Linked DNA regions of Homo sapiens: region 2 is linked to region 1. A link is a contact called in ENCODE Hi-C or POLR2A ChIA-PET data. All regions are on one chromosome and are shown on one strand. The core of a region is the stretch at or near the end of the contact, and the rest is flanking DNA. Distances in the headings are between cores, read along the strand shown. Region 1 holds the start of CLUH (CLUH binding protein of NUMT mRNA). Region 2 overlaps METTL16 (methyltransferase 16, RNA N6-adenosine).

What was found. A loop is a pair of places that touch in the nucleus more often than their neighbours do. ChIA-PET counts read pairs that join two places held with the same protein, here RNA polymerase II (POLR2A). Pooled maps may share reads with other maps.
Region 2: a loop to region 1 is called in a map of sigmoid colon, with 5 times the contacts of the local background. The contact joins the enhancer-like site here to the promoter of CLUH in region 1. A Hi-C loop is called at or near these places in 7 of 168 maps with a recorded cell type or tissue (Right ventricle myocardium inferior, dorsolateral prefrontal cortex, head of caudate nucleus and 4 more), 1 of 37 single-sample maps with no recorded cell type and 15 of 50 pooled maps. POLR2A ChIA-PET finds 5 or more read pairs at or near these places in 2 of 52 experiments (activated CD4-positive, alpha-beta memory T cell and activated T-cell).

Annotation. Positions count from the first base shown.
Region 1 is chr17:2,710,506-2,713,027 of GRCh38, forward strand. CLUH (CLUH binding protein of NUMT mRNA) reads right to left here and starts at 1,259. Exons shown (of 26, transcript NM_001366661.1): 1 at 1,057-1,259. The coding sequence starts at 1,156. It overlaps LOC105371592 (a long non-coding RNA gene), which reads left to right and starts at 1,804. Exons shown (of 2, transcript NR_136412.1): 1 at 1,804-1,894; 2 at 1,977-2,328. RefSeq lists enhancers at 732-1,628, 1,629-2,522 and silencers at 1,138-1,257, 1,388-1,567.
Region 2 is chr17:2,420,274-2,422,795 of GRCh38, forward strand. It overlaps METTL16 (methyltransferase 16, RNA N6-adenosine), which reads right to left. Exons shown (of 10, transcript NM_024086.4): 9 at 458-631; 10 at 1-323. Among named protein-coding and RNA genes, the nearest start is that of MNT, 20 kb to the left of the region's middle. Within about 2 kb of position 1,263, at least 3 of the 41 ENCODE cell types and tissues checked have a DNase peak (open chromatin) inside an H3K27ac peak, as active enhancers do.

The DNA of each region.
Region 1 (2,522 bases), core at 9-2,508:
AACTGAGGACAGTCGACGGAGGAGGGAGGGACTGGGGGACAGGAGTAGCTCTGCACCTCCACTGCCACCCAGAGCAAAGAGGGCCTGAGGAAGATGACGACTGAGGGCCTGGGAAGGGGATTCCAGCCCCAAGGCTGGAGTCTGAGACACGGTGGAGGGAACAGAAGGAAGAGAAGGGGCTCAGGAGAAAGGGAAAGCAGGCCCCACCCGAGACAAGCTGCAGCCACTGCCACAGTCACCACCATACAGCCCCCATGGGGGATCGCTGGGAGCTTGACTCCACACTAACGACCTTTGCCTTAAAAACAGCAACTCTGGTCTGACCCACTTTTCGCAATAAGGCAGGTTAATGATCAAGTTCTGGCACAAACACTTCCCCCTGCCAAGGAGTTTGGCTCTGCCCCATGCAAAGGCAGACGCCCCCTACACCAGGTCGGCCGAGCAGGCCAACACACCTGAGAGTCTCCGCCACAGCCTGAAGACCTGCGGTTATAGCCTGGCCTCAGGGCATGAACCAGGGACGCCCCTCACAACGCACACCCCGCACCTCGTGCTCTTCCCACAAACCAAGCCTGGGAAGCCTCGAGCGGAGCTTCACTCCCAGGGCTGCAGCCCTGCGCACAGGGGATGCCTGGGAGGCCGCCGCGGAGCAGGTGCCGAAGGGGGCTGTCCCGCAAACGTCGGAGCGACCCCAGCTCAGAGAGCTCCCATGCTCGGGCGCAGAGGGGGTGGGGCCGCCGATTCTTTCGGTCTGCGGCGGCGGCGCACCCCGAAACCGCGTGTGCGCGCACGTGTCCCCGCGATGAGGCGCGCGTGTGCCCGCCGAGGGTGCCAGCCGAGGCTGCCCTCCACGGGACCGCACGTGCGAAACCCGGGCCGCAGCCGGGGGCGACTGTGAAGGTGACCTTCAGCGCGGGGGCGACCCGGTGAAGGCCCCAGCGAGATACAACCGGGCCCGACGCGGAGGGAAGGCGGCGATCCCCGCGGAGTCCCGAACCCGCCCGCCCTGGTCCGGCGCCCCCCGCCCAGCGGCCCGCTGGCCCTGGCCCCGCTCACCGGCCGCGCCCGGCCGCCCCTTGCCCCCGGCCTGCGAGCCGTGTTCCCGGGCGCTGTCGGCCGGGGCGGCCGCCGGCAACTCGTCCGTCTTGATAACCATGGTGGCGGGAGCGGGCGTCCGCCTCGGCTGTCCGCGCCGCCCGCCGCGCCACTAACCCAAGTGCCCTGCGCGCCGCGGCTGCTGAGGGAAGGACGGAGTCACCGGCCCACGTGGTGCGCGCCGTGGCCTTTGACCCCGCCGCCGTTTCCCTGCCCCACCCTCGCGCCCGGCCCAGCCCACGGCGGCCCGCGAGGGACAAAACGCGCCGCGCCTGGTTCCCCGCCCACGGACGCGGTGACTTTCCAGAACGTCTTAAAGGCAACGCACTCTGACTCAAGGCCCAGGGAGGCTGGGCGCCCTCGCGGGGCGGGGCCTCGGGGAGACTCCCTGCTGCTCGCTGCCCGTCGGGCGGGCACTGTGACCTTGGGTGGAGACTGGTCTGGTTCTGCCATGGCTAATCCTCCCCTCTCCAAGGATCCCCTGTTTTCTCTTGCAGATTTGCTAAATGACCGCGCAGTCTGTCATCTGCGGTGTTCGCGTGACCCTCAGCGCCCTCCCCACCCGGCAGGCCCTTTCCCGCCGAATGGGTGCGGCTGGATTATTGAGGGAGTGGAGGGTCGCTTAGGGCACGGGCACGAGAGGCGAGGGCGAGACGTGGCTAATGGGGATCAAGAGTCAGAATGGACCCGCCAAACTTTGCCCCGAGCCAGAACGGGCTCCCTACCCGCGTCCTCGACCCATGGGTCCTCACCTCCAGGCTGGTGTCCTCATTTTACAGTGGAGGAGGCCGAGACCAAGGTCACACAGAGAGCAAGGGGTAGAGCCGGGTCTGACTCCATCCACAGCCAGGACGCTTTAACTCGTATTTTTCACTTGGCAGGGGCTTGGCGGGGACGGAACGGTGAGGTCAGAGAATGCTGCAGAGGGGACATTGGGACCAGGTCTTGCAGTGAGTTGAAGTGCTCCAGGCAGAGAGCGCCGGTGGGTCTTTCCTGGCCAGGCCGCAGGGGGCCTTTGGGAAGCACCCGAGGCCTATAACCTTCGGAGCGTTTGTCAAGCTCTAATGAGAACTGGAAAGCTTCAGCTTCCCGAGGTGGGCTGGGAGGGCCTTAGGTAGGGCCTCGCACAAATTGCGAAGGAAAGCCGACCTTGTTCTGGAGAGCACGTGGTGAGGAAAGCCAGCGACTTGATGTGAGCATTTAAACGGGAGGAAGGAAGATGAGAACTGGTAAGATTCTTCTCGGCCGGGCGGTGCAGCGGCTCACGCCTGTAATCCTAGCACTTTGGGAGGCCGAAGCCAGGCGGATGACTTGAGTTCAGGATTCGGAAGTTTGAGACCAACCTGGGCAACATTTCAAAACCCCCGTCTCTACAAAAAATATTGTTTAAAAAAAGCCAGGTGTAGTGGCACGCGCCTGTAGTCCCA
Region 2 (2,522 bases), core at 13-2,512, 290 kb before region 1:
GGTTCCGGGTTTTCCTCCTGGGACAGGGACTCCTGGCTCGGGCACGGGCCCTCCACAGCGGCAGCCTCGCCTTCCCGCAGAGCAGGCCCACAGGGGGTCCTCTCCTGGGGGCCCCTGGCCAGTTCTTGGCTATTGCCAGACTCTTTGGGGGTGGGCTTTTTCTCTTCCAAGGCCTGAATGACGTCCTCAGGAGCTCGGGGAACTTCTCTCAGCTGTCTCACACGCTCTCTTTTCTTTCTCCTTAAATGAATCCAGGAGTTTTCTATGGCCGTTAGGAAAAGGCTGACTTCCTCTTTTCCACAGGGAACTCGTTTATGCTGGACCTGTTTGGAGGAAAAACAGAATTTTGTGGGAAATCACGTTTCCCCTCTCTCCAAACTCTCAATAAAAAAAAAAAGAAAAAAGAAAAAAGAGAAGGATCATTATGAGTACTTCGTCAATATGGTTAAGCAGGTACCTTCAAATCAGTGAGAATTTTTTCAATCCATGTCGTGACAACGACTATGCCTTCCGCCGTCTCCGAGCGCAGAGGTGATGCTTTGAGGGATAATTCCTTCATCACGGACGCCAGCACCACGAATGTTATGGGTTTTCTCGGTTTCTCTAATTTTCTTCGCTTACTTGGTGGTGACTGCAAGAAAAAGGAAGCATAGAAAAGAGAAGAAAGTTATCCGAATAATTAAACCTCATGCATTGTAATGAACTCAGAGAAAATTTCCACAACTTCTGCTACCAATCATAGAGCACTGAAAACACAAAGGGTTTTGTGTGTGTTATGTCCAGCACTTAAAACAACCCTGCAAGGTGCAGTCATTCACGCCTATAATCCCAGCACTTTGGGGGGCCATGGCAGGAGCATCACTTGAGCCCAGGAGTTTGAGATCAGCCCCAGCAACATAGTAAGACCTCCATCTCTAAAAAAACGTTTAAAACTAGTCAGCCACAATGGTGTATGCCTGTGGTCCCGGCTACTCTGAAAGCAGAGGAGGGAGGATCATTTGAGCCCAAGACTTCCAGGCTGCAGGGAGCTCTGATTGCGCCACCGCAATCTAGCCCAGGAAACGGGGTGAGACCCTGTCTCTTAAGAAAAAAAAAATTTTTAATTAAAAAAATAAGAACCCCACAAGATAGTTTAGGCATCTCCAGGAAAACGAAGATACAGAAAGGCTATGTCACACAGCTCAAGGTCACACAGTAACTGCAGTTAGGACTGAACGCCGAACCCACGTTCTTTCCAGCCGCACCGCACTGCCTTTGTTCTGGCTATCAGATGTAACTCCTCCAACTGCTAAACGTCCTTCGTGTACCTGTGGTACCCAAAGCAGACCTGCACAATTATTTATTTCATGACAACTCGAGGACCCTGGGGGCACTGTGTTCTTGGCTGGAAAGAACTGCAGGGCAGAAACATCATCAACTTGTAGTTTGAGTTTATATTGGCTGAGGCTTGAGATAAAGCAGCCGGTGAACCACAGCCATGAGATGACATGCGAGGAAGGATCAGGGCCACTAAGATCACGTGGGCAGAGGAGGAGGACTCCTGAATCGTGGCTGATGTCGGGACCAAGCCGGCGGCGAGCTAAGCACTGCCTTTTAGCTGGGGAGGGTGACACCGGCGCTGATGAGAAGACTGGATTTCAAAGCTGGTTCCAAGAAAATCACGACTGGCATCTTCCATTCTATCTCAAGCTGGGAAGGTGAATTATACCCTACCCACTAGAGGGACTCAAGTTCCACTTTAAAAACCAATGGCACCTGCCGGGCGCGGTGGCTCATGCTTGTAATCCTAGCACTCTGGGAGGCCGAAGCAGGCAGATCACTTGAGGTCAGGAGTTCAAGACCATCCTGGCCCACATGGTGAAACCCCGTCTCTACCAAAAATACAAAAATTAGCTGGGCATGGGGGCACGCACCTATAATCCCAGCTACTCGGGAGGCTGAGGCAGAAGAATTGCTTGAACCCAGGAGCCAAAGGTTGCAGTGAGCCAAAGGTTGCAGTGAGCCGAGATTGTGCCACTGCACTCCAGTCTGGGCCTGGGCAACAAGAGTGAAACTCCGTTTTAGAAAAAAAAAAAAACAAAACCAATGCCACCACTGTATTGAAAATTTATTTATTCATTTATTTATTTTTGAGATGGAATCTCACTCTGTCACTGGAGTGCAATGGCGCCATCTCGGCTCACTGCAACCTCCACCTCCGGTTTCAAGCGATTCTCCTGCCTCAGCCTCCCAAGTACCTGGGACTACGTCACCAAGCCCAGCCAATTTTTGTATTTTTAGTAGAGACGGGGTTTCACCATGTTGGCCAGGATGGTCTCGATCTCTTGACCTCGTGATCCACCCACCTCGGCCTCTCAAAGTGCTGGGATTACAAGTGTGAGCCACCGTGTCCAGCCTGAGAATTTCTTTCTTTAAAGTAGAAACTTTAGGCTGGGTGTGGTGGCTTATGCCTGTAATCCCAGCACTTTCGGAGGCCGAGGCGGCCGGATGGATTGAGCTCAGGAGTTTGAGACCAGCCTGGC